Linked DNA regions of Homo sapiens: regions 1, 2 and 4 are each linked to region 3. The links are chromatin loops, found by intact Hi-C in ENCODE. Cell type or tissue: B cell. All regions are shown on one strand. Links, peaks and the distances in the headings refer to the core of each region. The heading gives the core; the rest is flanking DNA. Region 1 overlaps CHD1 (chromodomain helicase DNA binding protein 1). Region 2 overlaps CHD1-DT (CHD1 divergent transcript). Region 3 overlaps LOC107986436 (a long non-coding RNA gene). Region 4 has its middle 48 kb from the start of RIOK2.

The links. Hi-C counts contacts between places; a loop is a spot of excess contacts. Peaks named below come from ENCODE experiments on the same cell type or tissue, not always from the same donor. Only the 100,000 strongest peaks of a DNase experiment are listed, where the experiment ranks them.
Region 1: a loop joins it to region 3, with 17 times the contacts of the local background. A loop is called at or near these places in 50 of 110 quality-filtered maps.
Region 2: a loop joins it to region 3, with 5 times the contacts of the local background. A loop is called at or near these places in 2 of 110 quality-filtered maps.
Region 4: a loop joins it to region 3, with 8 times the contacts of the local background. A loop is called at or near these places in 3 of 110 quality-filtered maps.

Annotation. Positions count from the first base shown.
Region 1 is chr5:98,903,925-98,911,225 of GRCh38, reverse strand. It overlaps CHD1 (chromodomain helicase DNA binding protein 1), which reads left to right. Exons shown (of 36, transcript NM_001270.4): 3 at 6,128-6,329. Among named protein-coding and RNA genes, the nearest start is that of CHD1-DT, 21 kb to the left of the region's middle. RefSeq lists an enhancer at 5,573-6,772. In B cell, for the core only: CTCF peaks have their summits at 4,964 and 5,171 (motif pointing left); a DNase peak (open chromatin) is centred at 5,165; H3K27ac peaks cover 451 bases.
Region 2 is chr5:99,001,364-99,009,158 of GRCh38, reverse strand. It overlaps CHD1-DT (CHD1 divergent transcript), which reads right to left. Exons shown (of 4, transcript NR_151718.1): 4 at 5,138-5,258. Among named protein-coding and RNA genes, the nearest start is that of CHD1, 76 kb to the right of the region's middle. RefSeq lists an enhancer at 3,803-3,862. In B cell, for the core only: no CTCF peak of the experiment used is centred there; a DNase peak (open chromatin) is centred at 4,008.
Region 3 is chr5:99,057,353-99,065,147 of GRCh38, reverse strand. LOC107986436 (a long non-coding RNA gene) reads right to left here. Exons shown (of 2, transcript XR_001742822.1): 2 at 5,162-6,559. Among named protein-coding and RNA genes, the nearest start is that of CHD1, 130 kb to the right of the region's middle. In B cell, for the core only: CTCF peaks have their summits at 4,397 and 4,600 (motif pointing right); DNase peaks (open chromatin) are centred at 4,627 and 5,267; H3K4me3 peaks cover 516 bases; H3K27ac peaks cover 332 bases.
Region 4 is chr5:97,226,972-97,234,766 of GRCh38, reverse strand. No RefSeq gene overlaps it. Among named protein-coding and RNA genes, the nearest start is that of RIOK2, 48 kb to the right of the region's middle. In B cell, for the core only: CTCF peaks have their summits at 3,334 and 3,538 (motif pointing left); a DNase peak (open chromatin) is centred at 3,536.

The DNA of each region.
Region 1 (7,301 bases), core at 2,302-7,301, 150 kb after region 3:
GGGCTCTCATGTCCTTTTGTTTTTCCTCTGTCCTTTTTGACATGCCTCTATATATATATATATATATATATATATATATTTTTTTTTTTTTTTTTCATTTTAGCACAGGAAGGTTGTTAGACTCATCTTGTATCTTCCCTATTGCAGCCTTAGAGCCTGCCATTTCTCAAAGGAGCTGTAGTTTATTTAAGTGTGCAGTAGTATTTAGAAGTCAGGATCTAGGTGCTAGGTGATTGTAAATTTAAAACTTCAGAGAGGATGAGTTTACATTGGTTGATAAATAGCACATCAAAATACACACTGTCATAAATAAAAAAGATATCTGCAGAGGGCCATTTTTTTTTGTATCACTATTTGTAGAATCAGAGAACTGAAAACAACATGTACATCCTTGAGGCACATGAAACGATGGTGCATCTACAAAATGGAGTATATGCAGTTTCACAAAGAATAATATGTCCACTACTGCAGAATGATCTCCAGGATATAATGTGTATATAATCTGCTACCATTTATTTAAGAGTGTAAAATATGTTAATGATTATTTGTGAAAGGGGAATATAAACATTCTTATTCGTAATTTGCTCATGTTAAAAAAGGGGAAAATAAAAAATTTTTGAATGGTTACTATAGGGGAAGAGAGGACATAGTGTAGAGGAGTCAAGAATGGAAGCTGAACTTCTGACCATAGCTTGTTCTGTAGCTCCGAAGTTGGATCCAAGTAAATAAAGCAACATAAAATCAAAATTAGTAAGAAAGCAGTCTCTATTTAAAAAAGCAGATGGTCCTAACTGTGCCAAATTGGTGGTCACACAGAGATAAATTATTTTACCTGACTTTATAGCAGTTATTTGACTGTAGAAGTGAGTATTCCTGAAAACAAAAAGAATTGCATAGTCATCTTAACTTTAATAATCATATTGTTTATGATAATGGTATTATTTTGAAACTATTAAAATTGAAATAAAGCAAATAAATAGTGCCATTTGCAACCAACTCAACCCGAGTGATGACATGAACATACAATGGAAGTAAAAAGCTTGCAGTTTTGAATTTGAATTACATGAATTCTTAATGTAGTTTCTCTAAAAATACACACATCCTAGCTCATTCCATTGAAACATCCTAAATAAGGCAACCAGTCCAGTAGTAATAGGTTCACCTAGTACTTAGATTGCAACTTAGTTTCTAATTTATTATAAATAGAAGGGCTTTTTGATAAAATGGCTGGGTTATAGCCTCAGGCAAGAAATACGCAAGATGAGCCTGGTACATCCTGTCATACTAGAAAGATAGGCAGGTTATCAAAGACTACTTCAGGTCTTGTCAGAAGGACTTAAGAGCTAATAAAGGGTTTCCTGTTGGAAAAAGATGGGAGAGTTTGGAAATCAACAAGGATGCTGACAGTAGATTAAAATTTATAAAATAAGTTCAAATCCATGAGTTCATAATGGGACTTAAAAAATTATTGGTCTACTTTGAAGGATGCTGGCGATTTAACTCATTTTGAAAACTGGTAAATAAGGAAAAGAAATAAAACCCCTTTTCTTCATGAACTATACCTCAGAGTTAACAAATATGATGAGGGAAAGTTTCTCTTTACAGAAGTGTAATGAAGAAAAGATGTTTTGGGTAACTGATGAATGATGTCACCATTTTACTGCCTCTTATTAATGGAGGAAGACATATCATCATCAGTGGCTGCTAAAAATGCTAGGTATGAAGTGATGGGGAGCTTTATAATGGATGGATAAGGCTGGCAGTACCTGAATCCACAGATTTATACTAAATCTCACACAAAAGAAAACAACAAAACATTAAATGCCATCTGGTAGAAGTCCACAACACCACGTATAAACTATTCTTGTCAAGAAGAACTGAATTTGAATCTGATCAAGCCTCTAGATATAATAGCCAGTTTATAAGAAATACAAGGGATAGAAAAATATGTTAAATGATAACACAAGGGTGCGCTTAGCAAAATCTGGAAAGCAGAAGAGTGGAAGAAACAATTATGAGACTAAAGGGATAGCCTGATTGGATATTTAATATTCAGTGTACTTAATTTAATGTTTAATAATATTAAATATCTTTAATATTAACGAAGTGATCTTTTAAGAGATATTGGTATTGCAAATGTTTACAAATAGTTTCTTAGTTGAATCAAGATTGGTATGAGTTGCTAATTGTGGAGCTGGGTGATAGATTCATGATAATTCATCATATTGCTCAGTTTATATTTGAAATTGTATATTAAACTTGAAAAGACACTTTAATTTGAATTACTATTTTATCTTTTAAATGTGGTATTTCTCCTTAATTTACCCTAAGAAAACACTATAATTTTATCACAGTACCTATTAATGGTGGTTTTTCTTTCGTGAATTGAGGAAAAGAATTCAATGGGTTTATTTATTTATTTATTCCGTGGGTGTATTATCTGAATTAAGAATTCAGTGTTTTTAGCAATCTACCTACCACTTTAATACTGTTGTGCTGGTGAGATTTAATACACTTTAAGGATAATTCAAGTGTTGTACAGATATTTCAGTTTTATAAAAGATTAGTAATACTGGTTATTACCTAAAATAAAATATTAATTGGAGATCAGAGATTTAATAGCCAAATTTGTGAGTTTTACATAAAATATGTAAAACTGTGTCCCCTATATCTCTTTGATTTACTTATTTATTCATCTATCCATGAAACATTGTACTCTTCATTTAATGCTTGACATAAGAGCAGCAAAAAGCAATCCCAGCGCTCAAGGAACATAAGGTCTTAGGTAGGGTACCTGAAAACTACAGTGATTATTACATCGTTTGCTCATAACCAAGATAGAGGTATATATTCCAGAAGTTTTGGGAGTGCTGTGGAAGTAAACCTGATTTAACGTTGGGTTGGGATAGAGTTGGCAGAGATTTGCTGGAGGAGTAGCTGTGAGGTGGGACTCAAAAAATTACATAATAAAAAGAAAAGAGAAGGAATGGTACAAAGGCAGGAAGTGGAAAGAGTAAGTGGCTTTTAGAGAATTACATGTAGCTTGCCATAGCTTGAACTTAGGGATTTAAGTGAGCAACTAGTTGAAAATAGATTGGAGAATTAGAGAGAGATCCTGAAAGGTCTCATAGATGTTTGTTGAACTTTGTTATAGAACAGAAGACAAAAAAGAAAGGCCACCATCAGCTTTTTATTTTAGAAAGAGCATTTGCAGCAGTAGGTGGAAATAAAATTACTTTATTAGGGAGAGGCTTTTCACCTATTTTAGCTCAAAGTTTTAAGTCTAATTTTTTTTCTGGCCCCATGTATATTTTTCTTTCATTTTTAAAAATCTCTTTTTAAAAAAATCATGTAAAACATTTACGTAATTCTAAAACTGAAGACTCATTTCAATTGCTGTTCCTTCTACTCTTCCCTCCCTCTCTTTAGGCCATCATTTTCAAATTAGTTGGGTTATTCTGCCATTGTTGCTTTTCAAAAAATACAAGCAAATATATATAAATATTTTTCTTTCTTATGCAAAAGAAACATTCTATAAACATTTGGTATCTTTTTTTCACTTAAACTGTATCTTAGATCATTCTATAGCAGTAAATAAGATATTCCTTACTCTTTTTGCTTTTTTTTTTTTTTTTTTGAGATGGAGTTTTGCTCTTGTTGCCCAGGCTGGAGTGCAATGGCGTGAACTTGGCTCACTGCAACCTCCGCCTCCAGGGTTCAAGTGATTCTCCTGCCTCAGCCTCCCAAGTAGCTGGGATCACAGGCATGCGCCACCATGCCCAGCCAGTTTTGTATTTTCAGTAGAGTCGAGGTTTCTCCATGTTGGTCAGACTGGTCTCGAACTCCCGACCTCAGGTGATCCGCCCCCCTCTGCCTTCCAAAGTGCTGGGATTACAGGCATGAGCCACCGCTCCCAGCTCTTTTTGCATATTCTTTATCGTACTAAAGAACAACTCAATAAAATAAATACTTTATTCAGTATTTCTAATACCCAAGGTAAAGACATTCTAACAATAAACCTGTGCAACTAGAGTAGCATAGCCTCGGGCTGTTGCTTTTATCTCCAGCCAGTACTACTGCCTAAAGAATATGAAAGGAAAGATTTCTGTATTCATTTAAGAATTTTGATTTGTTAACAAGCAGTTTTTACTAGCTATGCATCTGGAATGACTAATGACTAATGAGAATTACAGGCCCACAATAGCCCCCACAATTTAATCATTCATCTGTCTACTGTTCACATATTTATTGAGCACCCATCTGTGTGAGGCACTCTGCTAGGTATTCTGGAAAAAAATTGAGTTTCATAAATATCCATTGTGTCATAGATACAAATTTAAGACATCATGAGGTCTACTTGTTAACCTTACTGTGTATGATCTCTACTTTCAAGATCTTCAGAGGAGATACTTTATTGCTACTAGCAGAATAATTTAATAGAACTCACATTCCTCAAAAGAAAGAGATACTCTTTTATTTCTTTGCTGAAGAATTCATTTAACAGCACTTTCTTCTAAGTGTTTTCTGACTACTGTACCAAACTTGGTTATATCTTTAGTGCTCCCCATACATGGGAATCAGTTGTCTTAAACATAGCAAAGAAGGATATTTATTCATTTATATGACTGTCTCGAGGTTAAATAGTTCTTTTGATGATAAAGACTTCATCTCATCTCAGTCTGTCCCCAGTGCCTAACACATGATAGTTCTCAATAAAGTTTATTGAATAAATGAAATATTTTGCTTACCTATTATGTTAAGGGAAAAATAAAGTTGTATGTCAGGAAAAAAAATCTTTTAATATCCTTGCTAAAATTTCTCGCAAGGTATGCAAGTAAAATATGGCCTTAAAAATTAAAATTTAATATGCTGTTTTTGGACCTCTAAACTATGTGACCAGAGAGGAGACATGATGGCAAAAATGATCTTCATAGCATATGCCTTTAAGAAGCAAATTTTAATTTACTGTTTCTATGAATACAACATTTATTCCATTAGATTGAAAAACACAACAATGCTTATTCATACTTTAAGCATTTATATATCTCACCTGTAGAATCAAAATTCTTCCTGCAAACTTTTATTTCTCTGTTCTCATGCAGAAATTACTAAATTCTTGCTCTGGAAAAAGAGAATTACTGTGTTGTCTTAGAGTAATACCTCCATCTGGTGGCATTTTAGAAAATTACAGAAGAGGACAGGAAACTTGTATTTTCTTGTATATCTGTAAACTGTATTACCTGTGGTTTCTCATAAAGCCAAATGAAATTACATCAAAAGCGGAGTCAACCATATGTACCAGAAATTTAATGCCCTAGTTTTCAACATATAAACAAATGACCTTGGGGATAATTATATAATCAACTGTTTAGTCCAGACTATTTCTGCTCTATCTTGGACTAAAAATTAGAAATGGAAAAAAGGATAGTTTATGAAATGTCAATTGCTTTTTTATGTGTGTGTATACACGTTAGGAAATATGAGAATTTGCTATTTCAGATTTATTGCTACAGATCCACAAAGAACTTATTAATAAGTGATTTTCTCAGACAAGCAGTGTTACTGATTTTTTAAAATAAATTATATTTTATCATAGCTCGGTTATAATAAATTATGTTCTCCTGGAGTGATAGAGATGGAAACTTGAAAACAAGCAGAAACTACAAATAAATTTCTGCCTGTTACTGTAAGAATTTTTTTTAACACATTTAATCTTTTCTTCACACATTTCTTACTTTATTATTGCTAGAGCTTTATAAAGGTAGGTACCATGCCTTCAACTTCTTGACTTCTCAAAGTTTCTAACCCAGGATTTTGTACTTAGTAGATTTTGCATATTGTCTTAGAAGAAGATTACAATCTTATTGCTTATGTTTTAGCCATAAAAATCTATAAAATATGTCATAAATCTATCAAGTATGTAATAATCTATCACGTATAAATAAATTATCAACTATGGCAGTTGTTACTATAGATTAAATCAATTCCTTTTTCTTTTTTTTGGCCAAAGATAGTTGAAATATTAAGTATGAAGTAAAATTTAATGATTTGGGGCTTTCTGCTGACGTCTAAGAAAAATTAAATTCCTAATGAATTTTGTTTGAAATTGTTTATTTTCAAATTATAGCCAGTCGGATGATGATTCTGGGTCAGCTTCAGGCTCTGGATCTGGTTCGAGTTCTGGAAGCAGTAGTGATGGAAGCAGTAGCCAGTCAGGTAGCAGTGACTCTGACTCCGGATCTGAATCAGGCAGTCAGTCAGAGTCTGAGTCAGACACTTCCCGAGAAAACAAAGTTCAAGCAAAACCACCGAAAGTTGATGGAGCTGAGGTAATCAATAAAATACCCAATGAAAGGTAGATTGCTTGTATTACTTTGGGAAAATTTAGAGGATTGGTTTATACCATTCTTAATCTAGCTTTTAGAGAAGACAACATTTTAAATTAAAATTTACTTTTAGTGATTCTCACATTCATGGTGGTACACCTGTGGACTAATTGGCTTGGAATAGATGCATTTTCGAACTAGAAAACACAAAGTGTAAATTACACACAGGCAAATAAAACGTTTTCTGCCTCTTAGGCAGAAATTGAGTTTCATAAATATCCATTGTGTCATAGATACAAATTTAAGACATTGTGAGGTCTACTTGTTAACCTTACCGTGTTATGATCTCTACTTTCAAGAGCTTCAAAGGAGATACTTTATTGCTACTAGCAGAATAATTTAATGGAACTCAGATTCCTCAAAGATAATGATGGAATAGGGTAAGGGGCTATTCTGTTTGGAAAAAACTACAAGAGATACAAAAACTTGTCTATACTTCGTGGTAGTATACAGTGTTACTCAGAGTACCAGTCTGTGATGAGATAAGATGCTTGAGGGCCAGAATATAAATCGACACACAGATTCCTTCATAGAGAAAAATGTTGCTACCGGCCCCCCGCTCAAATCTGAGCTAAAACAATGTGCCTAGTGACATCGTTGACGTATATTCTGACTCAGCCTCTTCACCTCACACTGATAAAATAGGTAACCACACTATGAGTAGCACTAATACAAATAATACTCTTAGCATCAAGAGGATATTGATTAATATTGTCTGTGGAACTCAACACACCATTTTTTTTTATACATAACTAGAGCTCAGCATTTTATTTAACTATATTGCAATGATAATTGTGTTACATATAGGTAAGGAATATAGTCTTTATTACTTTGAGGCAGTAAAGATGGTGGTATAGTTTTTCAATAAATTAACCTTTTTTTGCAGTTTTCTTAATACTTCTTCATTCACTGGTT
Region 2 (7,795 bases), core at 1,263-6,262, 56 kb after region 3:
ACCCCTTCAACTTCAGTCATGATTGTAAGCTACCTGAGGCTCACCAAAAGCAGATGCTTGTATCATGCTTCTTGTATGGTCTGAAGAACTGTGAACCAATTAAACCCCTTCTCTTTATAAATTACCCAATCTCAGGTTTTTTTTTATAGCAATGCAAAACTGACTAATACAGTATCTAAGATTATTTTCTTGAGTAAATTTTTGGAAAAGGAATTAGTAGGTCAAAGAGTATGAATATATTTGTATTGACACAGGTTCTTGACATGGGTCCCCAAATTGTTCCTCATAACTGGTTATTCTTATTTGAAATCCATCAGCAGTGTATGAAAAGTGCCTATCACCCATAAGCTTGAAACATTTTAGTATTATGTATTTTTTTTTTGAGATAAGGTCTTGCTCTGTCACCCAGGCTGGAGTGCAATGGCATGATCTCAGCTCACCGCAACCTCCACCTCCTGGGTTCAAGCGATTCTCCCACCTCAGCCTCCCAGGTAGCTGGAACTACAGGGGCACGCCACCACACCCAGCTAATTTTTGTATTTTTAGTAGAGATGGGGTTTCACCATGTTGGCCAGTCTGGTCTTGAACTCCTGACCTCAGCTGATCTGCCGCCTCGGCCTCCCAAAGTGCTGAGATTACAGGCGTGAGCCACCGCACCCAGCCTTGATATTATAAATTTTAATGGCAGTATGATATATAAAATTGTCATACTGGTGTATTTGTCTGTTTTCGTGCTGCTGATAAAGGCATACCAGATACTGGGCGATTTACAAAAGAAAGAAGTTTATTGGACTCACAGTTCCACATGGCTGGGGAGGCCTCAAAATCATGGTGGAAGGGGGAGCAAGTCACGTCTTACATGGATGGAAGCAGGCAAAGAGAGCTTGTGCAGGAAAACACCCCCTTATAATAACCATCAGATCTCATGAGACTTACTCACTATCACAAGAATGGCACAGGAAAGACCTGCCCTCTTGATTCAATTACCTCCCACTGTTTCCCTCCCACAACATGTGGGAATTCAAGATGAGATATGGGTGGGGACACAGCCAAACCATATCAACTGGTCCAACAATATTTTGGATTTCCTAAGATTGCAAATGTTTATTAGTGATTTGTATTTTTGTGGATTTTCTGCTTAGGATCTTTTGTCATTTTTCTATTGTAGTATTAGTATTTTTCTTATAGAATAGGGTGTTAGGTAGACTTTTCTACTCTCTTCAATCTAGGCTTAGACTTAAGCTGAAGTCCAGAGGTGCCAAGTATCCTACATGCTAAAGAAAGACATAAAAATGCCATCAAATTTGTGAACAGAGAGTTTTCTCTACCCTCAAGGTTTACAAAATAGCCCTACAGCATCTTCCCACCCCCATCTTCCACTCCATACAAAGCACACTGCTAAGAAGTAGGAAGAATACAATTCAGAGAGTAGTTATTTTGGCTATTCAAGAACTATTTTTGTAGCATTTTTCTAATCCCTCTACCCATTTCTTGAAGTCACTCCCAGTAGCCAGAAACACAGCTTTTGGTAGTACTAGGAATGAAGACATGACCTGGTGGTTTGAAACTATGCAGGACACATTTAATTAAAAAAAAAACCAGCCCAGGCGCGGTGGCTCATGCCTGTAATCCCAGCACTTTGGGAGGCCAAGGCGAGCGGATTACAAGGCCAGGAGTTCAAGACCAGCCTGGCCAACATGGTGAAACCCGTCTCTACTAAAAATACAAAAATTAGCTGGGCATGGTGGCAGGCACCTGTAATCCTAGCTACTCAGGAGGCTGAGGCAGGAGAATTGCTGGAAACCGGAAGGTGGAGGTTGCAGTGAGCCCAGATCATGCCACTGTACTCCAGCCTGGGCAACAAGAGCAAAACTCCAAGTCGAAAAATAAAATAAAATAAAATAAAAAATAACCAGAAGATTTTGGAATCTGCCCAAGAGTGTGCTAAGGGATGAAAAAGAAATTTCGACACAGCACATTTTCAAACAATAATTAAAAAAAAAAAACTATTTCATTTCTATACCCGAACAAGTAGAAATAACTCAATGATCTATTATACTTATTAAAATAATATAAAGTGCTATTTCTGACAGTGTTAATATGTGTTGAAATAGTTTTCTCAATTTGTCTTTTGCCTTTTATTTAAATTTGTTATTCAATATACTGTGTTACATTAAAACTATTGGCCTAACTTGCACTTTAAATGAAACTTTCATGATTTTGTAACATCATGCTTTGAACATTTGGAAAATATTGCATTACTGAGTTATTCAGACCTTCCAAGTAGTGACACATTTCATTGTACAATAAAATAAAATGACAATCACTAATATCACATTAACATTATTTTTAACATCTTAATTGTGAAGTTTTCATGCTCAGAGTACTGGATGGTTTTCTAAAACACTAACTCTTAGTTGAAAGCTTACATTTTTTTTTTATTGATAACAAAATACTGTCAGTTGTTTTCCTTGAGATGACAGTCTTACTGCATTCATTTTTGAGAAAATGTCTGCCAAATATCCAAGTCTGAATAATCCTAATTTGTCTGTCAATTGTTCTTTCAAGTAAAAATAGTGCCCCATGAAAAAAATCAGCTAGTTTGGCCCACAACTTCATCACACAAATGCTTTTCCACAAGACAAATATTGTATTTTTGTACGCAGCAAAAGTGCTATATGAATGACTTATTTGCCACACAGAATATTTAGAAGCCATGTACTAAAGGGTTAATATTTAATCAAATTAGTTGGGCATGGTAGCATTTACTTGTAGTCCCAGCTACTTGGGAAGCTGAGACAGGAGGATCCCTTGAGCCCAGGAATTAGGGTCCAGCCTGGGCAACAGAGCAAGATTCCATCTCAAAAAAAAAAATTACTAAGTAATCATTTTTACTACCTCATCACTATATTCTTGATGTGAAACTACATTTTTTTCTGAGTCCCCAGTGGCCAAGAATCTTATAACTCAGTACAGTTTGGTGCCCCTGCCTTGATTTGTGCTAAGGAGACAGAGGTTTGACCCAGCATTGCTTTTGCATTATCAGTATAAATGTAAACACAAAGAAAATGGCAAGTAATGTCTTAGTTCTGTTTTAAAAATTGTTCTGGCCTTATAGATCCCCTGAAAGGGTCTTGGAGATCCCTATGGTTTCATGGATCATACTTGGAGAAACACTATTATGTGTAATACCATGATAGTGAATGAAATATTCATAGGTTAATTGATGGTGATGCTGACAGACATTTCAGACAAATAACACAAATTTTAAAGCCAAATTTATCCAAAGTGACAGTATATTCAAGAAAATCAACCTGCCAACAGATTGGTAACTGGTCTCCCCGGGGAATCCTGCTCTTTCAGAGGCTCAGCTAGGCTACTGGCCAGGCAAGCACTCAGCAGTGGCATTAATCAGATCAGCCTTGATGAGAGTAAGTTCATGTTGTTGAACCCATGTGTAATCTCCATTCCTGCTGTCAAGGCCACTTTGTTCATAAGCCCTTGAGGAAGCACTTGTAGATGCAGCTAGAAGCTGAATGTTATGCATACAATGGGTCTTCTTGTCTAGCTGGTAACTGCAAGACTCTTCAGTCAGTGACCTTTGGTAGGAATTCACATGAGACAAATACTCATATTCTGTCCTTATTCTGGGGGCACATACAAATACCTTTTGCCCAGATCTCCTTATCTTCATTCCTCCAGTTGTGTATCTTTCAAGTCATTGAATTTCCAGTGACAATCACTAGCCACTGTCAATATGATCCATATTTTTGGCCATCTCTCCTTCCAGGTGGAGTGGGCAAGCAGACGGATATACTGCTTGAAGTCCTGCTCAGTAGAAGTATTTCATTTCCTTACTATCATTCCAGACCACCTCTGAGTTGGGCCATAATTATGCATCAATTCACTTCTATCTGTGTCAGCATATCACTCAGAATCATATGTAAACCAGGCCTGAATTTTTTTCTTCCTCAGTCAGGGGGAACTCCCCATGAGGTCAGAAGAGTGAGTTGAAGGACAGGCAGCAATGCAATAACAGTAGGTGTCATGAGAGTCTAAACCTCAATTCATGCAAATCACATATTCAGTACCTCTTTGAGCTCAATCTCACACCACTATCACTTTATAATGGGGTTTTGCTGTTGATGTCCAACTTTAGAGCTTTGGGGATCAGATACATCCAGTTCATGACACTCATCTCAGATTGCCTGGTCATTTGATGTCCCATGGTCAGATATTCAATCTCTACCAGAAATGAGTGGCAAGAAAGATGCCATTTCTAAAAAGGTGAATGAATATCTACATTACTTTGTCTTAAAATCTTACAAGCATAGATTGTCATTCTTTATGGGGATTTGCCAGTAGCTCCATGGAACAGCCCTAAAAGTCACAGACCTGCTGATTCATATGGCCTAAATGGTAAAATAACTTGTACTGTAACCTGGACCAGCTTCAGAGTCTTCTTTTGCTCTGAGCTCCATTCGAAACTCAGTAAATGGGCAAAGCAAATCACACAAATTAGACATATGTTGACTCCAGATCCACAAAGTACCCACTTGTTTAATGCTAGTGGGTGGGAGATACATCAAGTTAACTTTTACTTTGGAGGAGAGATCTCAGTATATCTCGAACCCCAGGGACCTTGGGAACCCAATAAGTTTTCATGGGATTTATCTCCTCCCCCAGCACAAATGTGTCTTACTAAAGTTTCCCAATAGATCTATAAGTATGATTTCATAGATTATGTAGCCTGGATTATGACAGAGAGCCGCCACAGAGCTGAAAGTTAACAGTGAATTTTTTTTTGTCTTAATCATGTGACAGCAAATTGCTTCTTGGTTGGAATAGAGTGAATAAAGCATTTGCCAGAGCAATAGCTGCATACTAGGTATCAGAGATTTTGTTGTTTTGATCCAGTAAAGAGACTACATACATAAAAGCAGTAGTATTTCCTGTCACCACCTGATTAAGTTTATGAAAGTTGGCCAGGCACGGTGGCTCATGCCTGTAATCCCAGCACTTTGGGAGGCCAAGGCAGGCTGGTCACTTGAGGTCAGGAGTTCAAGACCAGCCTGGCCAACATGGTGAAACCCCATCTCTACTAAAAATAGAAAAATTAGCCAGGTGTGGTGGCGCTCACCTGTAATCCCAGCTACTTGGGAGGCTGAGGCAGGAGAATCACTTGAACCCGGGAGGCGGAGGTTGCAGACAGCCAATATCAAGCCACGGCACTCCAGCCTGGGCAACAGGGCAAGACTCTATCTAAAAAAAAAAAAAAAAAAAAGTTTATGAAAATCCTCTATCACTCTCCAAAAGCCCACTACCATCATGACAAGCTAAATCAACACTCTTGCATCCCTCAAGACTTTCATGGTGACATTAATCTCCACAGACCTCCTCATTGATGCACTATTGCTTTTGATTTAACATTTCGGTTGATCAGAGTAATTCTAGTGGTTTCTACTTGGCCCTTTTCATGTTAGCCATCATTCTACAGGCAATGGACCCAGTTTGAAGAGTCTGTTGGTTTTCAAGTGTTTTCTTGGGAACTACAAATTCAGAAATAAAGAGAATTACCATAGGGCCCACTGTGAGAAGAAATTAGACCAAAGCTCCATATAACTTCTAACATCTATAAATCCCCACTCTGACTATTTGGTCAAAGACCATTTGAATTCTCCACGAATTAGCATCAACTCTAAGTCTGTCCCAGTAATCCCAGAAAAATCTGGATGTTACCCTCTTTCCAGTACACAGATAACCTATCAAACAGCCTCTAGTGACTTTCAGGAAGGCAAAGTGGAAAACTTACAGTATACTCTATTGGTAGAATTGTAGAATTGTTCCTCAAGGAGACAACCTTGCTCCTATCTCAAAATCGGATGTCTATTCCTGAACCAGTTCCACAGTGTTTCTATTAATATAGCTTTATAATGTGTCCTCAAAACTGATAAAGTAATTCCTAATATTGTCAAAGATTATTTTGGCCATTCTTATACATTTGCTTGTCCTAATGAATTTTGGAATCCATTTGGCAAAGTACACACATGCATATACACACACACACATTAGCATTTTTATTGAGATTGTTTGGATTTATAAATTAATTAAGGGAACAATTAGATTTTTGTAGCATTAAGTCATCTCATCAGTGAACATGATGCATCTACTTATTTGGAAATTTTATATCTTCTATTAAATTTTGTAATGTTCTCAGTAGAGGTCTTGCACATTTTTATTAGTTTTATTTCTAATTGGTCTCATCCCAAAAAATTAAAATTTATTAGAAGCTCACATTCTCATCCATCTACCTCCCTTCTCCCCTTTATAGCCAAACTTCTAGAAAAGTCCACATACATGTTTCCATTTACTTACTTCACTTCCTCTTAAACATAATGCAATTTGGATTCAATTAGCCCCACTTCATCAAAACTGCTCAGTCACCCATGAAATGCATAATGAAAAACTCGAAAAGTCTTTTCTCAATTCTTATTTTGCTTAACTTTTAAAAAATTTTAGATTTAAAATTTATATAAACTCACTTATTATAATTCATATTTCTATGAATTTTGACAAATTCATAGAGCATCATCACGGTCATATACCAAACAGTTTCATCAGGCTGGGCACAGTGGCTCTCACCTGTAATCCCAGCACTTTTGGAGGCCGAGATGGGCAGATCACTTAAGGTCTGGAGTTCGAGACCAGCCTGGCCAACATGGTGAAACCCCATGTCTACAAAAATTAGCTGGGAGTGGTGTCCTGCACTTGTAATCCCAGCTGCTCAGGAGGCTGAGACAGGAGAATCGCTTGAATCCAGGAGGGCGGAGGTTGCAGTGAGCTGAGATCATGCTGCTGCACTCCAGCCTGGGCAACAGAGCAAGACTCCATCTCAAAAAAAAAAAAATAGTTTCATCACTCCCCAAATTCCTTCCTGCTTCCTCTTTATGGTGAGCCTCCATCTCTACCCTACTCGTGGCAACCACTGATTTGTCTCCCATCTTAATATTTTTGACTTGTTTAGAATGTTAAATATGTAAAATCATACAATATAAATTTTTTTGCTTCTATCTTCTTTCACTTTCACAAAATATATTTGAGATTCATTCATGTTGCTACATGAATCCATCATATTTCCCATATTTTATTGCTAAGAAGAGTTCCAATGTATAGATATACCACAAATTGCTAATTCATTTATTCAAGTTTGAATTGTTTCCAGGTTTTGACAACTACAAATAAAACTGCAATAAACATTCATGTACAGATTTCAGTGTGAACATAACCTTTCATAAATCTTGGGTAAATATCTGAGAGTCAGACTCCTGCATTATGAAAAGTATGTTCTTACATGATAGAATATATGATGGTAAGTATCGTTTAAATCTGCTTAAATCAACGAGGTTGTCAAATTGTTTTTCAAAGTGGCTATGACAGCAAAATATGAGGATTCCAGTTGATCCACATCCTCACCAACATTTGGTAATATCAGGAATTTTTCTCTATTCTCATAGGTATTTTGGGCATTTCATTGTGATCATACTTTGCATTTCCATAATGAGTACCATATCTTTTCATATGCTTATTTACCATCAACATATCTTTTTGAGTTGATTTGTTTATATTTTTGTTTTTTTAATTGTTGAATTTTGAGCATTCTTTATATATTCTGAACACAGGTTCTTGTTGTTGTTGTTGGTGGTGGTGGTGGGGCTGCTGGTGGTTTTTTTGGTCAGAAGTGTGACTTTAAATGTTTTCTTCCAGTCTGTAGGTTTGTCTTCATTTTCTACCAGTG
Region 3 (7,795 bases), core at 1,688-6,687:
GATTATCCAACATATTGCCCAAAAAATAAGTTTCTGGTAGCCATACTGGCTCAAAGCGCACTAACAAATTGAGTTTCTATATCTGACATTTTAGGTTTTTTGTTTGTTTGTTTTTGAGATGGAGTTTTGCTCTTGTTGCCCAGGCTGGAGTGCAATGGCACGATCTTGGCTCACCGCAACCTCCACCTCCCGGGTTCAAGCAATTCTCCTGCCTCAACCTCCCAAGTGCCACCATGCCCAGCTAATTTTGTATTTTTAGTAGAGATGGGGTTATTCCATGTTGGTCAGGCTGGTCTCAAACTCCCAACCTCAGGTGATCCGCCACCCTCAGCCTCCCAAACTGCTGGGATTACAGGCGCGAGCCACTGCGCCCGGCCAACATTTTAGTATTAACCCTGAGCTTTGACATCTCCACCAAAGCATCGCCATCACACAAGACCATGCAGAAACAGTCAGCCTTCCAACTTACCCTCATCACTCATTCTAGAAATGCAATGTGGATTTTGTGTTTATCCAATTGTAAGTTATTCAAATACATAGACTATGACTTCCACTTCTTGTGTATCCTCCACACCACCTATCCCATTACTGACATGTCAGAGACACTTAATAGATGTTTATGGTATTGTTATTTCTGCCATGGTATCCTCCAATGTTAGAAGATCTACCAGTCTTCACCCAACTACCACCACCCACAAACCCATACATGTCTTCCCAGCACCAATGCTAGCTGCTGATCTCTTGGTCAAAACCAAGGAGTAATTGGAGACTGATGTTTTGTTTTGTCCCCAAACCTCAACCCCCACAACCCTGCACTGGTCCCCACAGTGTATACATTTGCTCTCCTAACTCTGAACTACTGAAAAAGAAGCAACAGAAAATGACACCCTCACTCACCTCTTTTCTGGCAGCTAAATTTCTAGAAATTCAAAGTGTTCTGGCCTGAAAGCCAGAACATCTGCATCAACAGCATTAGTAGTGCTAACTACTTTTATCAGAGGCTTCATTTATATCGGGCATTGTACTAAGCACTTTACAAAGATCATCTTGTTTATTCTTCTTAATACACCTATGAAGTATGTTCTGTAACTTGAGGACTATTTTCCATAAATCCTACATTGGATCTGTTACGGAAAAGAAAACTAGGATTCCTAATGAGGCCTTGCAGTGGGGATGAGAAAGAAACAGCAGTCATGATGACTAAGCCCCGGGCAGTCAAGAGAATGTCCCCAGGAGAGATAGATGATGACACCCAGGATCAAATACTCTTTGCCTCCTTACCTTACGGCTATTCAAGGAAAAGGAAAGATTTTGTGTATATGAGCTAAATGAACCTGAATTAACTGAGACTGTTTTCCTTAATAGATAAATTAGACATTCATAACAGAAACTAACTCCAGTTACGGAAAAATAAACCTGTATTTCTTGCACAACTCTATTTGTGGACTCACATAATAATATCACCCCTCTGCTTCTGGAAAAAATAAAAAATAAAAAATCCTGAGATTCTGACATTAACATGTCTGTCCATGATCATACAGCTATTTATTGATGGTATCCAGATTTAAAGTCATAAGGTCTGAATCCAGTCTTCCAGAAGGTTTGCCGTTTCTGTGTATCTTCGGGTCATCAAGAAAAGGTGAAAATGTATTTAGCTCATAGCACTGTTTGATAAAAATCTAATTCAAAATACATATATAATTTTAAGTTTTCTGGCAGCCACAAGGTAAAAAGTCAAAAGAAACAGGCAAAAATAGCTCATAACATATTCCTTTTTAAAAATAGGTATATAAAATATTACCAATTTAACATGTAATCAATATTTTTAAACTTTTAATAAACTATTTCACATTCTTTTTTAATTTAAAGTCTTCAAAATCTGATGTGCATTTTATACTGACACTACATTTCAATTCAGCTTAGCCACATTTCAAGGGCTCAATAGCCGCGTGTGGCCAGTGGCTACTGTATTGGTCAGTGCTGGCTTAAGTAAAAGAATAAAGTGATGATTCAAACTCATCAGAAGGGACACTTTATGGTCGCCACTCATGTCGTCCCCAGATACTCATTCCATAGTGTGCAGCAGGAAGCACAGCCCTCCTGTCTGTCTTTCTCAGAACTTTACCTTTCTTTGAAAGAAAGCTCAGATTTTTCAGGAGTGGAACTTAACATTTTCTTCTAGTATGACAATTTTCATTTCAAAAATGTCTCTCACTTTAGTTAACAGCTTTACCGAGGAATAACTGACATACAAAAACTTACTTTTATGTGGAGAGAAAAGTTTTATTTTGCCTTAGTAACTGTCCTTGGTTTTATTGATGATCTCAGTTAAGCCTTGCCACCTATAAGGTAGGTACCACTAGTGTTATTTATCCAATGTCATAACATCAGGAAATTGAGGCTCAGACTATTGAGAGAACTCGTCCTAGGCAATTCACCAAGAAAGTTGGGGCATCTGAGTTCAAAACTAAATAGGCTGCCTCCACTTAGCAATCAGGAGAATCTATTTTTATATTATTGGGCCATAAAATGTGAGAAGCAGAGATGGGGAGGTGGGAGCATTTTAATATAATTACCTTGCAAAATAGAAGAAACAAAAATGTCTTTATGCAAATTTCTAGCTAATCAGTCAAATTAGCATACCTTGTTATGCTTTCTATTGTTTTATATAATAATTTGGCAATTTGGCAATTGCATAAAAGGATATGTACCAATGATTCTAATAATAGATAATGCCTTTAGGTAATGCCTACTTACTTATATACACATTTGTTTGACCATTAGGTCTCTTATAACTTTCGTATTTGTAAACAATGAGCTTAATAACAATTTGACATGTTTGCTGAACACATCACAAAGTGAGAGTACTTTATAAAACAGAATAGTGTGAGATTTTTAGTATTATGCTGTCATGATACATTCAAGCACTTTTGAAACTATACTGAAAGTTTTCATGGATGTGCTCCTCCCCTAAAGAGCAATTTCTGGAATATTTTAGAAATATGAGGGCTGCCAATATTTTTCCTCTAAAGATGTTCCTTCCCTCCTTGTAACCTGGTCACCACTGTCCACTATCACCTTTGTCACCATTAACTAATATGGAGAGAATCCTACACAAGCCTAAGTTGCATTCTTCCTAGATGCAGACATGCCTGAGCATTTCTGAAGAATGGATGAATCAGAGCCACAAGGAATCAGTTTGAGAAAATTAAAAACAGCCTCAGAGCAAAGAAAAAGAAGTGAAACTTACTGTTTCATCTAATAAAAATGCCCTGGGTAAAGACTGCAAGGAGTGATATAAAGCGAGTGTGTCTCATCTTGTTCTGTGACTTCCCCTCTTCCTCATAGGCTCTCTCTTCCTTCTATCTCTCTGGGAACCCGAGGGGAAGAGCCTTTGACAGAAATATAAGACAGCTGCCTAGCTCAAAGGTCAGAGAGCTACTGGGCACACAAATCAGCATTGCTTTTGAACTTTGAAAAACTATAGAACAAGAGTGGGATTTTTTCCCATTTGGCCAATACAGATCTAAGAAGTCAAAAAACTTGGTGAACCTTGGCATACCTAGAGCACCAGCACATCAGCAGTGACCAAGACCTCTCCACACAGAGCATTGCCCCAGTGACCTCAGCTGGCCTCAACAAGGCAGGAGCAGCCACCTCATGGCAACAGATTCAGGAGACACCTACATATACACAAACAAGCAACACGTGGCAGCCTGCATCTCCTAGGGTCCAGCTAAAGAAAGGAAAGTGTTTGTGTGGTGGCCGAGAAAACTATTTGAACACCTATGGGAATTTACAGGAACTCCCAGAAATAGTTGAGATAGGGACACCTGGAAGTGGCTGGAGCTCCCACAAAGGCAGGTATACAGTCAAAGAAATAATTTACATGACCACTGCTATGAGCCTAATTTTTTTTCCTAGCTTTGTGTGGTCTGGGCATGGGTTATACCCTGACTCATTAAGCCCTATTATCACATTAGCACTGTGCTAATCCCTCTACTGTTACTCAGACTCCAGCTCATCGTAAATGCTCAATGATGCTCAATTAATCTTTCCCGACCACAAGAAGGAAAATTAACGTGTCAGTGGAGGACAGGATGAGGAGGATGGGCCAAAGGAGAACACTGTTGTAGGAGATGCTAGGAAAGGAATGGCAGTCGGATGAGTTATGGAATTGTGCTGGAGGACCCATCCTGCAGTGGCAGACTGCCAGGACTCCAGTGACCACGGTGGGTCTTGACCCTGGAGCTGGGAAAATAAATGCTGAATGGAAGCCTCCCCTTTAGTCAAGTCCTAAATTGAGAAGGAAGGAAGCAGAGATGATTGATATTCTTGCAATTAATTATTATCAATATAAGTTAGAACCAACAATCCATCTAACAAAAAATGTAGTAGGAATTTCATTGCTTTATCGGGAGGTTTTTTTTTTTGTCTTATGTTTGCTTTAATAGAAATTTCTCTCAGTTCAATTCTGTAACTGAGCAAAAATTGTCACACTATTTCAGAAATTCAAATTATTTTGCATAAACAAATAGGAAAATTATTCGTTTTTTCAAACTTCCCTAAACAAGGGAGCTGCCAAAAACACTAGGAGCATTTGTCCACAAGAGGGCGCCAGAAGCCGACGGTTTCTGAGTTTGATGACAAAGTCAAAGGAGGAAAAACACCAAATAAAAAGCGATAGGTAGATGTATCTGGTTCACATGCTTGCCTTATGCTAATGCTTACATCGTATTGAACTCCCTTTAGAGATTCAGGATGTTAAATATGTAAATAGCAACCTCTGAGCAAGGGAGATAGTGGTATCTTTCTATTGAAATTGCCTTGCGACAGTGGGGTTTTTTAAAATGAATTAATTTTAATAGGTTTTCCTCCACTTAAAGGGGAACTGGAAATGCCATTTCAATTATTAGAATCATTGATACATGTCTATTTATGCAATTGCCAAATTGTTACATAAAACAATAGAAAGCATAACAAGATATCTACCGAAGTATATCATTGTTAATTTGCTAAGCAATGCCAATTGTAAGGATTTGGATTTGAAATGAAGCTGCAATGTAGAATACAAACAGAAGATTTTAGAATATTCTATTATAAAAAGAGACAGAAATAACATTGTTTTTAAAAGGGGAAGGACACAATATGTGATAGCAAATTACAGTAGAAATAGATTTATTTTTTTTTTTTTTCAAAAAAGAAAAGGTCAATGGTATTGAGGAACTAAGAGTTCAACTATTTTCAGCAGGAACATGTGAAACTGATGACTGTGACAGGTGCACACCATGTGATTTTATTCATAGTATTCAGTCTCTCACAACTGTATTTACTTTTATATGCAAATAATAACTGTTAATGAGTTATATCATTTCATTGTATATTTCTTAATTTCTTAAATTTCAGCATTTAAAATTGTAACCCAAACACCACACCCTTTATTTTATTTATTTATTTAACTACCTATTTGCTTACTTCTAGAGACAGAGTCTGACTCCGTCACCCAGGCTGGTCTTGATCTCCTGGCCTCACTATGTTGCCCAGGCTGATCTTGAACTCGTGGCCTCAAGTGATCCTCCCACCTCAGCCTTCCAAAGCACTGGGATTACCAGCATAAGCCACCTCACCCAGCCTACACCTTTTATTATGGAAGGGTAGGGTAGTATACTTGATAATCCTAGAGTCTTGTGGGCCAGTCAAGCAGACACACAGAATTTAAAAGAATAAACAAATAGCTTAGATTGGAGCAACATGTTCAACCTCTATATAATCCACAGAACAGTGGAATCTTGGAGTGGATTCTCTATTTAATTCATCTCTTAGTGTATTAGTTTTCTATTGCCACATAATTAGTTATCTCAATACACGTGGCTTAAACCAACACAGATTTATTATCTCAGTTTCTTAGGGTGAGGAATTCAGGAGAATCTTAGCTGGTGTTGGCTCAGGGTTTCTCATAAGGTTGCAGTCAAGATACCAGCCCAGGCTGTAGTCATCTGAAGGCTTGACTGAGAGGAAAGGATATACCTCCAAGATTGCTCACTTGGAGGGGGTTCTCAGTTCCTTACCTATGGACCTCTCCACAGAGCTGCTTGAGAGTCCTCACAACATGGCAGCTGTCTTCTTCATGATTAAGTGGTCCAAGGACCACATGTCTTTCATGATCTAGCCTCAGAAGACAAACTCCATCATTTCCACAATATCCTATTAGTTACACAGGTCAGCCCTTTTCAGTGTTGGAGGAGACTATATAAGAACATGAATACCAGGAGGCTAGAATTCTTGAGGGCCATCTTGATGTCTGGTGCCACACCTAGCTCCTCCAGTGTTCAAGATATTTATGGCATCCCCATATGGCCAACATAAATGTAGGCAGAAAAATATCTTTGCCAAAGGCCTTTTCTATCTCCTTCCTCCCACAACCTCTACAACCCTCTTCATATCCCTTTTCTCCTTGCCCTCATCTCCTTCAACCAAACCCCATGAGTCAGTCATCTGGTCCTTCCTTGTTCAGCTCCTTCACATTCCATTGCCAAGTTGTTGCAGAGATTTTCAGTTGCTGAAGGCAGAAGAGAGAAGAGAAAAAAATCTTCATTTAGGTCAGTCTTTTACCTTTTCGGTATAGGGCCATTAGCTTCTTCATACTATCAAAATCAACACATATTAGTATATCGTTTGCACTTTATTGTACTGAAGAATATCTGTCTCCTTTTTGAGTCAAATTCGCCACAGCTCTGTTTACTTGCTCTCAACAGGAGTCAGTCTTCACATGAGACATGTGGTGGGGAGATGAGGGGAGGGGAATCAGAAATCCATATTGCCACACAACAATTACAATCCACAAATTACTTGTAAATTATTCCTTTGGTATACCTCTTGTCTAATAAAATATAACCTTGCAAATGTAAACAGTGACTACTTAGAAGAAGGTTAGAGATTCATTGAAGAGGGGGAGTCTTTGAAATGAATCAAGGAAGAGAATACCATGGTGTCTCCCTTCACCTACACGAGAGGACAGGGGTGTGTTTCCCTAAAAGCAAGCCAAGGAAAGGGGACCCTAAGAGGACCACTCAGAGATGAAAGTTTTCTCCAAGAGATAGTTCACTCCTTAGGTGGAAGTTTGCTGAGTGGCAAAACTATGTAGGCAAATTGATGAGAGTATTTGGGGAAGCTCTGACATGTCTCAGTTATTTCTCCACGCATGAAGAGACAGACTGGGACTCTAAAGGAATCTGTAAGCAAGAGACCGCTGGAACAGCCCATAATGGTAGGGCAAGGACAGAGACTGACAGGCAAAATGGCCTACACCTCCAGCGTTTAGCTGGCCCTAGATGCACGAATTTTCCCATTTTCCATCATTCTGCCTGCTCTGGGAAGAAAACTGCATGAGTCTAGCAGAGTAAGAACTGAGGTAGGGAGATTGGAAAGCATCAGCCAGTAAGAGCATTACAAACACCAGGAAACTACAGTGCAAAGATCCCTGTGGGTGGAGAGGAAGGCAGAGAACACACAAAATCATCCCACAAGAGAACTAGTGATGGACACCTGCCAAGGTAAAGAGTAATCGGCATTGGTAAAACAGCCCCAGGCTAGACACAGTGGCTCATGCCTGTAATCCCAGCACTTTGGGAGGCCGAGGCAGGTGGGTCACTTGAGGTCAGGAGTTCGAGACCAGCCTGGCCAACATGGTGAAGCCCCATCTCTACTAAAAATACAAAAAATTAGCCAGGCATGGTGGCACATGCCCATAATACCAGCTACTCGGGAGGTTGAGGCAGAAGAATCGCTTGAATCC
Region 4 (7,795 bases), core at 1,602-6,601, 1.8 Mb after region 3:
ATATACCCAAAGGATTAAAATCATGCTACTATAAAGACACATGCACACATATGTTTATTGTGGCACTATTCACAATAGCAAAGACTTGGAACCAACCCAAATGTCCATCATTGATAGACTGGATTAAGAAAATGTGGCACATATACACCATGGAGTACTATGCAGCCATAAAAAAGGATAAGTTCATGTCCTTTGTAGCAACATGGATGAAGCTGGAAACCATCATTCTAAGCAACTATTGCAAGGACAGAAAACCAAAGACTGCATGTTCTCACTCACAGGTGGGAATTGAACAATGAGAACACTTGGACATAGGGCAGGGAACATCACACACCGGGGCCTGTCATGGGATGGGGAGATTGGGGAGGGATAGCATTAGGAGAAATACCTAATGTAAATGATGAGTTAATGGGTGTAGCAAACCAACATGGCACATGTATACATATGTAACAAACCTGCACGTTGTGCACATGTACCATAGAACTTAAAGTATAATTTAAAAAAAGAAAGAAAGTCATATATTAAAAATATGTATTTCTTATGCTGGAAATTCTATGGTCTTTCCTTAGGAAATTAAAAAAAAAAATTCTTGAACTATCACATGTAGATTTTTTTTTAGCCAGAAATTACTTTTAAGTGTTTACAGAAATGGAAATAATTTTGGCTTACACTGTATTCAAGTCAACTCTAACCTGTTAAGATACTAATATTTAAGATATCCCCAGAAAAGTCAAACCAGGTGGGCCATGCTTAAGACCAGTTAGGTCTATTCTCACAACTACATTCTAAACAATTTAATACCTGAAATAAAGGAAACGGTCTAAAAGTTAAAAAGCAAGTAAACAAATAAACAAAACTAAGTTTTCAATACACACCTATACATTTAAAATACACATATTTCAAAGGTATTTTAAATAACTAAAGACAAAGTGTTATGCTCGCAATATCACATTTTGCATCATAGAGTCTATTCGCTTCTGCTAGCAAGATTGGTACTAAAAGCAGGCACTGAATACTAATTTTAACAATACAAAACAACTGTTTTCATCTTTATACAGAACAAATATTAATTGTTTTCACACACGACTCTGTTTCTGTCAATATAATTATAGGCAATTATAATGTCAATTAATGAGAACTATATTATATCTTCACTAGATTGAAACAAAACTTTTAAACAAAATGGGTTCTACTTTATTGACAGAATTTCCAAAAGAAAAAAGTTTATACAAAGCCAATAATAAATTAATACCCTTCAAATATGTGTCATAAGTTTATGAAAGCCATAATACCTATTTTTCTAGATTGTTCCGTCAGATAATATAAGAACAATAAATATTAGAATATGTTATTATAATTTTTAACCAATTTTTATCTTTAGACTTAAAAGACTAGACAAAGACAAAAGGAAATAAATGCAGATGATTACAGTTTACTAGTCTGGAACATATTCTATGTTGAAAGATGAGGAAAAGTATGAAAATCAGAGAGATAACTGGTCTATCAGTCTGGATTTTATTTTTCATTTGTAAGAATCGAGAAACTCAAAGTAAATAGACTTAAACAAATTTTTAAGGGAAGAGAAAGATTTATTAGCTCATATCAAGGAGCAGATTTATATTCACAAACAGCCTAATACAGGACTGAAATATAACCAGAATCCTCCTTAACTTTTCTTCCTCTGGGTTGCTTAATTTTTAGGCTTCACATGGTAGCCCCTGAGAAATGCTAGGCTCTCCCTTGAATCTTTAATACTTATAAACCTCAATAATCACATCACTAAGCTCAAAGGAGGAAAGAAAGTATTTACCCCAACATTCCCACCAAAATCCTCCTGGGGTTTATTCTAATTGGACCAGTTTGGGTCACATGCCCTAAATGATACACTCCAAATGACTTGAGCTAACTGAGTCTCACCTCTGGAACTAGGTGTGAAGTCAACCCACTAGGGAATGTCGCCAGGAAAAGGGGAACATGGGTATTGGCCAGCAAACCACCACTATAAAAGGGTATGGCAAATCCCCAAATGCTGAACATATTTTTTCGGTATCAACTTCCGTTTTTCAAGCCAACTTTAAAAAATAATGTTAAAGAAATGTGCTTACTTTGATTGTATTGATTTTCTATAGCTGCATAACAAAAAACTTGGAGACTTAAAATAACACCCAGATGGAAGGGAGCCATGGGGCAAGGACCTCAGACTGGTCTCTAGTGGCTGACAGTGGGCCCCAGTTGACAACCACCAAGAAAATCAAGACAACTACCATAAGAAACTGAATTATGACAAAACAAAATGAGCTTGGAAGTGGACCCCAAGCTCATTTTGTTTTGTCATAATTCAGTTTCTTATGGTGGTTTTCCTGGTTTTCTCGCTGGTTGTCAACTGGGGACCACTCTCAGCCACCAGAGGCCAGTCGCAGGTCCTTGCCCCATGGCTCCCTTCTGTCTCAAAACCACCAATAGAGAACCTCTCTCAAGTTGAATCCTTCTCACATCTCAACTCTATCTGACTTCTGTCTCCGATCTCTAGAAACAGATTTAAAGGGCTCACATAATTAGGTGAGATTACCCAGATAATCTCCCTAATTTAAGGATCTTAATTCATCTGCATTTGGGATCTTAATTTATCTGCAAAATCTCTTCATAGCAGTACCTACATTAGTGTTTGGCAGAATAACTGGGTGAAGATGTATATGTACACCTGGGTCCAGAAATCTTGGGGACTATCTTTGAATTCTGCTGCCCACATTAGTGTATATATATTAATATATACACTATATATATATATACACACATATGTACGTATGTATATATATACATATATACACCTGTACATATATATATACATATATACACATGTACATATATATATATACACATATAGCTTTTAAGAAGTATGGGATGAGAATGGGCTGAAAGAAATGGAGGCGGATTTTGTTTTCTTAATAAATCCATTTGTTTTCTGGAACTACCACAAAAAAAAAAAGAAGTCTGTGGCACAAGGGAAATAGTCTAAAATTTTAAATTGCATGAAAAATAGAAAAGTAGAACCAAAGAGAACAAACTGGATGTTATGGTTCTTGTTTTGATTGGCTTTTTGGGTTTTGGTTGGCTTTCTGGTTTTTGTTTTGCTTTGCTTTGTTTTTTAGCAAGTCAAGTGACACATCTGGAACCTTAAATCAAAATTGTTTTTAAGGGGGAAGAAAGTTTATCTTTCAGAAAGGACAATACAATTATATAATAACTAAATTTGGAGCATAAGTCAAGCTCATTCTATGCTTTCTTAGAAAATAAAGAGGTAAAGCCAAAGAAATCTTCCCTAAAAACTCCAAATCAAATATGTTTATGGAAGTTCTAATTATCTTGGATATTTTCTGGTTAAAAGCATGTCTTGTTAAATGTCTCAGCTGTACAATACATTTTTAAAACGAAGAGAGAGAATGAGCAGAATGAACTACTTCTAGTCTTTTAAGAAACAAAGCTGCTCTTATATTTTCACTCCGGGTTGGTGATGTAAAAGTAAAGCACTGCCCCCTAGAGGAACAAGGACCTTCTAGAGCAGGCAGCTATTTCACAATCACGTAATGTTACACACATAATGTCCTAATTTCAGGTAGATGTCTTCTTTAGGACATAGAAGAAAAATAGAAAAATGTTGCAGTGTAAGAAATGCTAAAAAAATTTTAAAGACGTTTCAGATTTTTTTTCAAGAGATTACAGATTTGCTAAACTGTAATTTGGGGGGAGCAATTCATTTATAAGCTTTCAAATAATATTTTTGCATTGCAATTACAGAATAAACATTTGTCTTAGAGAATAGGAAGTTTTTAGTCTTTCTTCTTATAATTTTTTTTGTATAGACAGGGGTCTCTCTATGTTGCCCAGGCTAGTCTCAAACTCCTGGCCTCAAGTGATCCTCCCACCTCAACCTCCCAAAGTGCTAGGATTACAGATGTGAGCCACTGCACCCAGACTAGTCTTTCCTAAAATGTGCAGCTTTACATCTACCAGACTTTTCCCACAATTATTACAACAGAACTATGTGTAAAACATATATGATCTTATCTAAAATTATAAAGAAAAGTGGGAAACAAAATTGACCCACATGATTTTGCTACTATAGTCAAACTTACTATTAAAACAAGTAAGAAACAGAGGAAATCTAAAACTTCAACAGCTAGATTTGGCAAATCATGTCAAAAATTTCCCCATTACCAGGAGAATTCAGCATACTCACATTGTCTCTGAAGTCAAAATCAGAAACTATAACAAATCATTCAAATGTCTAGGTCTCTGTTTTTAATATAATTAATTGGGTGTTTTCAAATTATTCTCCCCAGAACCACAACTAGGAAGAGTTCTGGGTACTTATCTATGCTTCTACCAGAGCAGTCTTTATTTTATCTTCCTTTGGGGCTCCATACAAACTTTAAACAGAAGAAATGGTTCTTAGGGCTTTAAAAAAGAAGGAAGGAAGGAATGAAAGGAAGGAAGGAGACAGGGAGGAAAAGAGAAGGAAGACAGGAAGGGAGAAGAAAAAGCAGCTTGAAAACTGTTGGGGGAGATCTCTTTAAATTCCTCTCTTGTACAACTCTATTTCCTTCATTTTTGTCTCTCTAGGGATGGCAGCAGCAAGGGTCTGGATGCCTCAGGCTAGTTCCTAAAATAAGAGATCATACCAAGTACAAACTCGAGCCAGGCACAAAGAGATAAAATCCTGGTAGGGCATTCTACGCATGTTCTTGGTGTGGATTCTACATTGTAGAAAAGACTCTTACAAAAGCACACTTCATTTGAAGGTTGTCACTAAGAAAAAAATAAAATACACAGTAGAAGAGCACTTTACAATGGCGGCAAAGCACACTGTATGATAAGAAAGATGTCATCACGTAACATGGTATTTTTCTTCCTCCGCGCATATCTGCCAGCCAGCTCACACTGATTTTTATAATTAGACATGTCCCTCTTCCTTCCTGTCTCACCCCAAGTGCCATAGTATATTTACAGAACTACAAATATATCACAAGATAGCAGGGTGAAACATTTTATTGAACTATTAAGGAAAATTGCCAACAGAAGTTTCTGTTCTGCCTCTGTTGATTTTCCACAAGCAAAGGATTCAACTACTCTTTAGGACAGGATCTGAAAAGCACAGTCTTTTCTGCATCTTCAGAATCAACCATACTGTACCATAAAAGTTTCAATCAATTGTTTTGAATGCAAAGGTTATTTGACCAGGGCATGCAGAATTTTAGGATATAAACTATTTGTACTCATTTAGACGTGAAATCCAAACTGGCCAGGCTTACCACACAAAACTGGCTTGTTTTCATTCTTGCTCCATGAGGCAGTTACTGTTAACAGTAGGTAGCTAGTCAGGTATGAGCAGGGCAGAAGAGGGCTCCCACACACACACACACACCAGGAGTGTTGGGCAAACATCAGGTGATGGTCAGGCAGTTGTTAACTGTTTCTCTAAAGTAATAATTGGTCACAGCTGGCACCAGGGAAAAGCCGTCTCCTAAAAGATAGAAAACACCTGAAACTGATCAGCAGCTTCCCAGTAAGACCTCAGGAGTGGAGAGAAGTAAGGCAAGACCCCGGAAGTATGTCAACCTATAAAACCCCATGTCAAGAGGTCAAGCTGTGCACTTGGTTTCTCAAGTCAACCCCTTGGTCCTCTTCCCAGTTGTACTTTCCTTCTTTTCTTTTCTTTCCTTTCCTTATTGTTCTAAAGCTTTTTAATAAACGTTCACTCCCGCTCTGAAACATGCCTCAGTCTCTCCTTCTGCCTTATGTACCCCAGTTGAATTCTTTCTTCTGAGAAGGCAAGAACTGAAGTTGCTGCAGACCTATATTGATATGCCACCAGTAACTCAGTGTAACTTAGATGTCTGCTACCGCTGACATTACCACATGTGGCAGCACCTCCACAGACGAAATAAAAGTCTTCTTGAATAAGTTTCAGAATATCTCCTTCACTTTCTCCTGACATTCAGAGGTTGCTTACTACCCTAAAGTTTTGATGAGGAAGCAATTCAGAAGCCCTTCTATTTCCTTACCCCTCCAGTTAAGCCAAATCCCATCATTGCTCCACCTCTTCAGCCTCCACCCTCTCCTGTCCTCTCCTCCATACCCATCTGATAGGCCCTAAATCCCTTCTTCCCCCAGCTCAGTCAAGGAATCTTCATCTACTACAAAATAATCTGCCTTTATATAAGAGGGTTTAAAAACAACTCTCCCAATTAAGAAAATGTCTGATATGACTAAGCAGAAATACATTTAGAATATACATAAAATTAGAAAATAAGATTTTATCCCAGAACTTCTTCCAAAAAAAGAACAGAGATGTTTTAAAATGGTTGATCATTTGTGTCACACCAAGCTCTCAATCCAAATCCTATCCATGATTTTCTTTCTCACAAGTTTGGAAGAAATAATAATATTATGTTAACATCTTCAATAAATCATTTTTATAATGTAATCATGCTTTTCAAAGATTTCCCTAAATATAATAAAATCCTTTGTGTCTGGCTGCATGGCTGGTTAAACAATCTATAGAATGAATATTGAGGTTCTGAGAATGTCCAAAGCTTCCTGGAGGAAAGAAAATGAGTCTAGCATGGTCTGAATATTTGTTGTATCCTCTTAGAATTCATATGTTGAAACCAAATCTCCTTGTGGTGATATTAAGAGGTGAAGCCTTTGGGAGGTGAATAGGTCATAAAGACTGTGCCCTCATGAATGGGATTAGTGCCCTTACAAAAGAGGCCGGAGGGAGATTTTTCAGCCCTTTTTTGCCATGTGAGGACACAGCAAGAAGGCATCATTTATGAGGCAGAGAGCGAGACACCAAATCTACCAGCACCTTGGTCTTAGACTTTAAAGCCTCCAGAACTGTGAGCAGTAAATCTCTGTTGTTTATAAATTACTCACTCAAAGGTATTTTGTTATAGCAGCTTACATGGACTAAGACAGAGGCCAACTACTGTTCCTTGTTGAGAACCAAAGGTCCCCAAATTATTTATTATTCTTGTACCATTATAACAATAATTTATATTTATTGTGTATTTACCATGTGCCACATACTGAAAAAGCACTTGTTTACATATTAACCAACTCTAAGACTATGATTATCACCAGCATCTTACAGAGGAGGAAGAGGAACACAAACAGGTTAAGTGATCTGCCTATATTCACTAGCAAATGAGTGGCACAGCCAGGATTTAAACCCAGGCAGTCTGGTTCCAGGCCTCAACTAGTAATGAATATACTGAGACGCCTCCAAAAAGTCTACTGAGAAGTGGTGGTGTGCCTAGACTCTAAGAACACTACAGAGATTTCCCTCTCCTAGCAACATAGCCCTCAGAATTGTATACCACCCAGGGAGTTTTATTTACAATGACAATAAATACTTTGTTTAAAAAATGAGAATAGATATAGGTAATGGTTCTAATGCTATGGTTAGAAATTCTTTGATTAACAGTGCAAGAGGAGAAACATTTGAAGGTCATAGATTAATTCTCTGAATATTGTTCTTATAAGTTTCAAAACAGAAAAAGGATTATTATGTGTGGGACTTGATGAAGAACTCAGTCTTCTCAAAATGAAACTATTTCTTCTGCATTTTGTGAAAATCTTTTACATTCCTAATGTAAGTTTTCTCATTCCTAAAAATTTCTTTAAAATTCAAACAACAGAATAAAATAGCATAAAAAAGAGAAGAAACTTAAGTTGCGGTAAAAGCATAGAAAATATCATTCTTAATCAGCAGAACAAAAATCTCACCTTAGAA